2 separate regions of the Homo sapiens genome follow, and region 1 is linked to region 2. The links are chromatin contacts, found by Hi-C in ENCODE. All regions are on one chromosome and are shown on one strand. Each heading gives the region's core, a stretch centred on a gene start or an enhancer-like site at or near the end of the contact. The rest is flanking DNA. Distances are from core to core; before and after follow the strand shown.

The links. A loop is a pair of places that touch in the nucleus more often than their neighbours do. Pooled maps may share reads with other maps.
Region 1: a map with no recorded cell type shows a loop between it and region 2 (8-fold over the local background). The contact joins the promoter of FHIP2A here to the promoter of PDCD4-AS1 in region 2. A Hi-C loop is called at or near these places in 3 of 37 single-sample maps with no recorded cell type and 6 of 50 pooled maps.

What each region holds. Positions count from the first base shown.
Region 1 is chr10:114,818,430-114,823,473 of GRCh38, forward strand. FHIP2A (FHF complex subunit HOOK interacting protein 2A) reads left to right here and starts at 3,351. Exons shown (of 17, transcript NM_020940.4): 1 at 3,351-3,694. The coding sequence starts at 3,650. It overlaps LOC124902508 (translation initiation factor IF-2-like), which reads right to left and starts at 4,519. Exons shown (of 2, transcript XM_047426127.1): 1 at 2,844-4,519. The coding sequence starts at 3,672. The coding sequence ends at 3,067. RefSeq lists silencers at 3,100-3,409, 3,420-3,769, 3,830-4,049 and an enhancer at 3,755-4,255.
Region 2 is chr10:110,867,516-110,872,153 of GRCh38, forward strand. PDCD4-AS1 (PDCD4 antisense RNA 1) reads right to left here and starts at 3,389. Exons shown (of 1, transcript NR_026932.1): 1 at 1,375-3,389. PDCD4 (programmed cell death 4) reads left to right here and starts at 4,413. Exons shown (of 12, transcript NM_014456.5): 1 at 4,413-4,503. RefSeq lists enhancers at 34-83, 2,911-3,521 and silencers at 204-273, 4,526-4,575, 4,606-4,638.

The DNA of each region.
Region 1 (5,044 bases), core at 2,101-4,600, 4.0 Mb after region 2:
ACAAAGCCTCCATGGAGGATACCAAGGGATGACTTTTGATTCCTGGCTTTCTTCATTGTTGGCTTAGGATTCAGCTTTCTTAGGTCGGCCACATCAGAGTTAACCCATCTTATGGCTACTTTCTAATTCTGAAAATGCTATTGCTGTTCTCTCCTAACTTATCCTTTTGGGCATATGCTTTGGAAAATCTCTTTACTGTCATTTTAGCGGGATTTGAGGAGGGAATGTTGCTAACAATTGATGTGTTCAACTCACAAATTCCAGAAGTCTGCCAAAATTTGGAAGCAGGTATCATCTAACTCTATTTCTCTTTCTTTTTTAAACTTTTATTTTAGGTTCAGGGAGACATGCGCAGGTTTGTTATATAGGTAAAACTCATGTCATCGGTGTTTATTGTACAGAGTAAACAGACAACCTACAGAATGGGAGAAAATATTTGCAAACTATGCATCTAACAAAGGTCTAATATCCCAGGATCTATAAGGAATTTAAACACATTTATAAGAAAAAAACACAAACAACCCCATTAAAAAGTGCACAAAGGACATGAACAGACATTTTTTAAAAGAAAACATATATGTGGCCAACAAGCATATGAAAAAAAGCTCAATATCACTGATTAGAGAAATGCAAATAAAAACCACAATGAGATATCATCTCACACCAGTCAGAATGACTATTATTAAAAAGTTAAAAAAAGATTTATTTTTATCTCTTTTCTCAACACCATCCCAACTGGGTTCCAATTTTCTAGATTTTTCTGTGTCTTCACTAATTAAACTTCATTTTAGAAAAGGATTTAACAAATTCATTCCCCCTGAAGTCTAATGAATGACAGAGTTTGATGTGTTACATCTCCCAAGAGTATTTTCATTTTAACAAGGACTAAGTTTCTTATTTGGCTTAAGCCAAAGGGATAAAGGCATTAAGTTCTAACTGAGAAATTTCAGGTACCCACACCTAAGTGGTTTGGAGGCTAGGGGAAGGTTTTCTTGTGTTTTCTCAAATCACAGGCTTTGGGGCAGGTCCGACTGTGCCCATGTATTGAGCTAATTGATGATGTCAGAGTCACAGCAGGCATTCTAGGATGACAATCAGAAATAGGAATATCTGCTCAGTTACAATTCTAGTCCAACTTGTGTGTCTTGAAACCTAGACAGCAGGTAGATGAATCACCATCCTAAATATTGATATTAATCTAGAGCAAAACATATATTTTATTGTGTTTATAATAAGTACACAAAGATAGACATCATCAAATACACACAACTCTAACTAAGACCTCCTCATACAATTAGTGGTTGTAAGGCATTTTGGAACTACAAAATGCCATATAAATGCATGATAATTAGATCATGAAACTAATTATGGTTAATAATATGACTAACCATCTTAAACTGTGTATGAATATAATAACAATAAGCATACATACATGCTCTCAGTTGAAGCAGACACGGCCAGAATTTGGTAAGGGGCACAAAACAACAGAGGATGCCTCCAGCATTCTGGGGGTAGTACGTAGAAAATTAAGGTCGTATTTATCTGCCAAGGAGCACCGCAGGGATATAAACCACAAAAACAGGAGGGAAAAGAAGCCCAGTTAAGATCTCCTCCTTAATTCCTGATTTCTGGCCCTATTATTTTGCTAAATACCACTACCACAACTCAGAACAAGTATAAGTGTCTGTGCATCTCTTACTAGGGACTGGGCACTGTTAAAGTGTTTTACATATATTAATTAATTCCCACAACAACCTCAAGAGGTAGGTACTGTTCTCCCCTTTTGACATATAAGCAAATTAAAACACAAAGAAGTTAAATAACTTTCCACTGTGGGTGGCAGAGCTGGGACTTAGGCTACCCAGCCCCAGAGCCTGGCCAGTTACCACCACTCCATATGACAGCCACCTTTTCTCTGTTCCATGAATCAATTACAGATATATATACGTGTGTGTGTGTATACATGTATATATACGTATGTGTATATATACGTTTGTGTATGTATAAACGTATGTGTGTGTATACATGTATGTGTGTGTGTGTGTGTGTGTGTGTGTGTGTGTGTGTGTATTTTTTTTTTTTTTTTTGAGATGGAGTTTTGCTCTTGTTGTCCAGGCTGGAGCGCAATGGCGCAACCTTGGCTCACTGCAACTTCCGCCTCCCGAGTTCAAGGATTCTCCTGCCTCAGCCTCCCAAGTAGCTGGGATTACAAGCATGTAATCCCATTACACCACCACGTTCGGCTAATTTTTTTTTTTTTTTTTTTTTTGTATTTTTAATAGAGACGGAGTTTCACCATGTTGGCCAGGCTGGTCTCGAACTCCTGGCCTCAAGTGATCCTCCCGCCTTTGCCTCCCAGAGTGCTGAGATTACAGGCGTGAGCCACCGCGCCTGGGCCAGATACGTATTTTCAGCACTGGTTGTGCAAAACTCACTCCCCACCTCATCTTAAGAACTTAATGAACCTTTTGGTAAAACGCCAATACCAGCATAAAACAAATTTCTTCAGGATACAAATATTTTCATAATTTGTATTAACTCAACCTAAACTTTACCAGCCTGAACTGCTTCTTCAAGGCTTGACTAATACACTGTTAGGGAGTATTTTAAGCAGCCTCCACCCAAGTGCTTACCTTGTAGCTCTATTTATCTGCCTTAGGCATTTACTGGACTCCTTTCAGATTCTTTCCCTCGCTAATGTTTTCCGGTATCATCTGATAACTGAATAGAAAATGCTGTTCTGAATCACTACACCTCACTATCAACCATATCACAAATAAATTATGTTATATATTATATATAAATATTATAATGGGCTATTTAAACTAAGCCAGCCGTCTTACCATGTGCTCATGTGGGATTTCCTGTTTCAATGTTGAATAATAATATATTTTAAAGTTAGCAAAGCCATTTCACCTGCAGTCGTTGATTTCTTCAAAATCTGAGCATTTAAATCCATTGCCAATGTTTGCTTAAAGAACACTGTTTTCTTAACGAGTCTTCCAAATCGGTCCTTACAGGAAGAACCTCTGAATGCTATACGCATATATGGACGGCTGCGTGTCCCTACAAAGTCAGCCTGTTACTTCCACTGGAGAAACAAAACTCTTGAGAATCGCTGAGCTGTAAAAATGTTAGAAAGCCGGTGTCCCAGGCGCCCTGAGAAAGCCGGGAGAGGGCGGTGGCTGCCCACAGGCCGCCTCCAGCCCCGCGCGAGGCCGAGGCCTCAGCGCGCCCCCCGCCCCCGCGGCGCCTAGCGGCCCCGCCGCAGGGCAGGCCTGGCCGGGCCTCCCCGGGCTGCGGCGGCGCCCCCTGCAGGCCGCGGCGGGCAGAGCGGGGGGAAGGAACCCGAGCCGGGCTGCCACCGTGTCCCAACCGGTGCCGCCGCCGGAGCTTCTCCGGGCCCCGAGTCCTCGCCGAACGCCCTCCTCGCCGCCCGCCGCGTCCCGGCGCCCTCCGGAGCCGCCGAGCCGCCCGCGCACACCTGAAGCGGCCGGGCCAGGCCCTGCCTCGATCCTCAGCTCGTCCTCCCCGCCCCGCACCGGCCTTCACTCTGGAGCGGCCCCGGCAGCCGCAGCAGGGGCGGCGGCGGCGGATCGAGGAGCTCTCCAGGTCGTCCCGGGAGAGGCTGCTGCAGTCCCGGGACAGGATGTTCTCCAAGTTCACCTCCATCCTGCAGCACGCCGTGGAGGCGGTAAGGCCGCGGGCTGCGGGCGCACGGCAGGCCGGGGATGGCGGCGGCCTACGCTCCCCGGCGGCCTCGGGGACAAGCCGGGCGGCCTTGGCCCGGCCCTCGGCGGCCCTGTCCCCGGTTGGGGTGAGGCCCCAGGCGGGCGCCCTGGGCGGCCGCCGGGTCGTGGGGGCGCCCGGGGCCTCGGGCCTGGCTCTGCGGGGGTCCCGTCGGTCCCTGGCTGCCCCAGGCCGGCAGTCCCTGCCCTCCTCCAGGAGCCGGGGCGGGGGTGCCGGGGAGGACCTGGCCGCCCAACGCCGCTCGGTGGTCGCCTCATTCCTCTGATGGGGCCGGGGGTTCGGGGAGCACCTGGCGGGGTCGCAGAGAGCTCCCCCGGGCTCCCTTAACGTTAACCTTCTCCGGAAAAAAAGTGGTCAGCGTTGAGCAAGACAAAAGAAACGAGCAAGCACCGCTTGGGCTTGGTTCTGTTTTGTTTTGGTTTTCGGGGGTAGAGGTGGGAGAGGCATGGTCTCGCTGTGGGGCGTCCCTGGCGAGGGAGCCGCCGACCAGCCCCCGGGTTGCTGGCTTTTGCTTTCTTGGGCCTGGAGGCCGAACTCAGCTGAACCTTATGTATTGATCTGAAATAGGAGTTTGGAGGGTCCAGTCGAGTTTGCTTTCGACAGCTTCCAAGCTCACCGAGCCCAGAGACCATCTGTTTCCTTTCTTGTCTAGTTCTCTTCCTGGACACTCTTCGTTTATCCTGCAATTGTACTCTCCTTTGAGGGTTTTAGACACCAGCATAGAGACAGTATTCAAGTATCCTAGTAGACTAATAAGTGAAAAGAAACTAAAAAGAAAATGCCTTGTCACTGTTCTAGTAAGAATGCTAGTTGCTTCACTTGTTTACTTTATTCTGGGAGAACTGCCCAAATTGAAAAATGCATTCTGTGCAGAAACAATTACTTTGCTAATTTTTAACATGACATTCTCTTCCTATGTTCATATTATGTGATAGGACACTTTAAAATGTACACTTTAAAAATGTCAGATACAACAATGATTTTTTATGGGCAGGCAAAAATGGAGTTTTTGCCTTCAGTAATAAAAACAAACTTTAGTACAATTGTTATTTAAGTGATACATGAGAAGCGTTAAAAAATTTAGCTCTAGGGCAAGCTCTTGGGAAAATGTATCAAACAGGAAAAACAGGGTTTCATAAATGTAGAGCAGTATTACACGGAGGGAAATGACAGTGGTAGACTTCAAGACAACTTTTAGTTTTTACTTGCTTATACACACTCTACTTTTGTTGAAAGAATTTAACTGCAGTTTATTAAAACATTTAAATTTTGTTTTCTTTAAAAATACCAAGAA
Region 2 (4,638 bases), core at 2,139-4,638:
CAGGACTCCCATGGTACCAACTCAGTACCTTGCTCAGCATCCCAGGGTGTTAGAACTGAATGGCTGCTTATGGACTCCCTGCAATGGGCACCTCCTTCTTTTACAGCACAGAAAATTGAAGCATTCAATTCACTCAGGGAGAGGAAGTGAAACACCCAAAGCAACACAGCTAGTTAGGGACAGGGTCACTACCTTGTCTTAAGAGGCGAAAAATAGGAACTATCTCCCACCCTCTCCCCTGACAAAACCAAACACTCTTTGCGCCCCTCCAAGTATCTCAATACTGCTTAAGCCTGAGGAGTACGGGGAAGATGAAGTATGTAACGTTTATCTACTCACAAAGCACAGAGTTTCTGTTGCCACCTCTGAGCAGCTGTCTTGTTCTGGGCAACTGTGATCTCCCTTCCTCTCCTAAGCTCTTGGAATGAATCTTTCTTAAGGGAAATGGAAGTTGCAATTCCATTATTCTGTATAGAGTGAGTTAAGGGGAAGGCCTCTCTCCTTTTCTGTCATCTAATAGCTAAATTAACATAAGCCCATAGGCACAGGGATTCAGGTAACAGAAACCTAGTTTGTGACAATTACAACGTGAAATGAAAACATACATTGTGGCCCAGAAGCCCGGGCAGCCCTAGGCTTCAGATATTACCTACCCTAAAGTAGTATAATGCCTTTTACCAAGAACACAGCTGAATCAACTGTGCTTTTCATAGAACAGGCACACACTAAAATATTTGTGGATTGATTTGGTAGGCAAAAATTCTTGGCACTTGGATACTTCTCCATTTTCAGCTTATTCTTAAAAAAATTTTTTTTGTTAAATGTTCAGCTGCAAAGGCACAGGTGACTAAGTGTTCAACACAGCTGGAAGGAATGTTGGTGACAGTGGCTGTCATCTATATTTCCCAAGTTGGTTTCTAAATAACACTGCTTCTGGGGTATCTTGAGAAAAAAAGGTTCTGTGTTTAAACAAGGTAGGAAACATTACTAATCTTCCTACCTTGGTCTCCCAAGACACTAAAGGCACATAGCTTATTAAAAACACTGAGAAGGCTGGGCACGGTGGCTCATGCCTGTAACCCCAGCACTTTGGGAGGCCGAGGAGGGCAGATCACTTGAGATCAGGGGTTCGAGACCAGCCTGGCCAACATGGTGAAACCTCAACTCTACTACAAATATAAATATTAGCCAGGCGTGGTGGCAGGCGCCTATAATCCCAGTTACTGGGGAGGCTGAGGCAGGAGAATCACTTGAATCCAGGAGGCACAGGTTGCAGTGAGTCAAAATAGTGCCATTACACTCCAAACTGGGCGACAAGAGCAAAACTTCATCTCAAAAAACAAACAAACAAACAAAAAACCACTGAGAAGAGTTGTGGGTAAAGAAACAGTTTTATTTTTGTTTAAACGAGTTATTTCCAAGACCATTTGACCATGGAACAATCCCTCCCACATTTTTTTTTGCATGATATCTATTAAAGTTCCACAAAATTCATGTTCTTTGGAAAATAACTTGGGAATTACTGATTGAGCCCAATTTCTGAATTTTATTGGTAAAGAAAAAGGTCCTGAGAGGGGCTGAAGTTCTTACAGGAAGTTAGTGGGGGAGGTAGGACGACAACCCTATTTCCTGAGTGTCTGGCCCAACCTTGTCAACCACACGCAAATACGGCAGCATTCTCAAAGGTGGGTTCTGGGATCCCAGCCATCATGGGTACTGCTTGAGATGATACGCAAAAAGGACATGAACGTTTTCCTCCCTAATGGGTCCTTTGGGGGCAATTTGCTAAAACATAACAGGTTGTTTTAGATGCTTCTTAAAATTGGTAATCATATCCCATTCTTTCTTTATCTCATAGAACTCGGGATGCCTACCCAACACAGCCTGATTATGCTATATGTGCTTAGTAAGTACATTCAATGAATGACTAAATGAAAGACAGGGAGGAAGAAGGAAACAGTCCAGAACTGAAAGGGATGAGAAGAGAAAAAATGTGGAGAAAGAGAAGGATGGGTAACAAAGGAGCCAGCAGTCACTGATCAGTAGAGTATAGGTGAGAGAGGGGAAAGGAGACAGCTGCAGATAATGGAAAATAACAAAACAAAACTGAGGTCTGGGAAGCTCCGATTTTAAAAAGTGAACATGAGTTATGAGACTAATTCAGATACTGGCCACACCAGGAGGCCCCCGCCCAGGAGATGAGGATGACCACCAACTGCTGAGAATCTTTGTAAACTCAAATCAAGGTGTATTTATTGCACAGGCACAATAAATGAACAAGGCATCTTAAGTACTACAATGACAGGTGAGTGGGTCAGGCACAGTGGCTCACGCCTGTAATCCCAGCACTTTGGGAGGCCGAGGCAGGCAGATCCCTTGAGCTCAGGAGTTCAAGAGAAGCCTGGGCAACATGGCAAAACCCCATCTCTACTAAAAATACAAAAAACTAGCTGGGTGTGGTGGCACAGGCCTGTAGTCTCAGCTACTTGGAAAGCTGAGGTGGGAGGATGGCTTGACCCCAACAGGTTGAGGCTGCAGTGAGCCAAGATTGCACCACTGCTCTCCAGCCTGGGCAACAGGGCAAGACCCTGTCTCAAAACAACAACAACAACAAAATCACAGATGAGTAAGACACAGGTCTTTCCCTAAACAAGGTTACAGTCTAATGGGCAGAAGGGCTAGGACAGGGACTCAGATGAAATAATGCCAGGTAGAATGTGATCAGTGCCCCTGGAGGTGTGGCAAGCCAACACTGTGAGGAATCAGCGGCAGGAAGATCATATCAAATCACGAGGCTCCAGAAAAACTACGAGGGTCCAGGAATGGTGGCTCACGCTTGTAATCTCAACGCTTTGGGAGGCAGAGGTGGGCTGATTGCTTGAGCCCAGGAGTTCAAGACCAGCCTGGACAACATGATGAAACCCTGTGTGTACAGAAAATACAAAAATTAGCTGGGCATAGTGAGCTGTGCCTGTAGTCCCAGTTACTCAGGAGGCTGAGGTGAGAGGATCGTTGAGCTAGGGAGGCTGACGGAGGTCGAGGCAGCAGTGAGCTGTGATCATGCCACTGCATTCTCCTGGGCTAAAGGGCAAGCCCCTGCCTCAATTAAATAAAACAACAACAACAACAAAATAAAAAACTACCAGGAAGGGCCATGAGGCACAGAAGGATTGCATCAGGCGGAGATAGGAGATGAGAAGAGAGACATTTCAAGGTGATATATAAAGAACTACCAGGGGGTGAGGAAGCATATGGGGAGATGTGTGGAGACACAGCCTGAAAGTCTTGAAGTCACATCACGGAGCCTTGAATGACCGACCGAGGCGCTGACACTCAAGAGAGGCAATGGGAAGCCAGTGAAGGTTTGTGTGTGTGTGTGTGCGTGTGTGTGCAGAGAAATAGTAGCATTAGAGATGATTCCCAGGCAGGGTGACTGGGCAGCCAAGGGAAAGCGCTGGCCTGTGCGGGATGAGGCAGTTGGGTTCTGGAGAGCACAAGCAATCATTCGGTGCTGCCCATCAGACAACTGAAAAATCTGATCAGAGGCAGTGGCTAAGTCCCCGCCTGGGAACACAAAGGAAGCCTAAGGTTCTGGTTATCACCCTCAGGGGACCGTGACCTTGAAAGAGTAAGGATAGTACCAGCCAAAACCAATGCAGCCAAGAGGAAAAGTCACAGAGAACAGCGAGGGGAGGTGGAAGTTTCAATACAGAAATTGTAGCCATGGCTGAGAACCCCAGCACTGGAGGCCGGAATTTGTGCGTTTGAACGCCAGAGGCTTGGCTAGTCATGATTAGCAAAGGAACTTCAAAGAGTTTTGGAGCCTGCTTTATATCTGTGAAATGGGAATTATTTCCATCTCAAAGGTTTGAGGGGATTCGCTGAGAGAAACTTCTTAGCATGGGATCTCCAGAAACTGGAAGCCACAGAGAAAGCAGCGGCCAGAGGGAGGAGGAATCGGACAGGCTGATCACTTGGAGTGTTCGCCTAAGCAGTTTCTAGAAATGGAGGCAGGGACCATCAGGAAGCTCAAAACCTTTGCTTCAGCCGAGTTTGCAGAACGCCCTGTGAGGAGAATGGGTGAGCTGGGTCGAGGAAGCTTCATCCTCGTCCCCATCCCCCAGCACTGCCCTTTTCCCAACGCTCCCATCCCGCCACGCCTCCCAACATACCCCCACCCCGACTTCCCGCTCAACTCCCGCTCCAGCCAGTCCCAGGAGCCACATGCGCATGCGCCCTCCCGCGCCCCTCCCCAACTTTCCACGTTTCACTCCTCTCCCTTTTCCTCCTCAGCTCCGGCTCCGCCGCCACGATTGGCCAGCCGACCACCCGGCCTCGGCCAATAAGCGCCGCCCTCTCGCCCCCGTGTTACTGGGTAGAAGAAAACAAAAACAAACAGAGCGAGAAGGGCCAGAGACTCTCCGAGGCGGCGGCAGAGACAGAAGAGCGGGGTCGGGGCCGGCTGACCAGGAACCTGGGCGAGCAGCGGCGGGGGCCCGAGGGGTCAGTACCAGTAGGCGCGGCTCACACGCTCGGGAAGACTGCGCCCTCTCCCCCATCCCTCCTCGGAGGCAGCCGCAAGATGGGAGGGGGCGGGGGCGGAGGCGTGGGGGTCGCGGTCCTGTCAGGTCCGGGCCT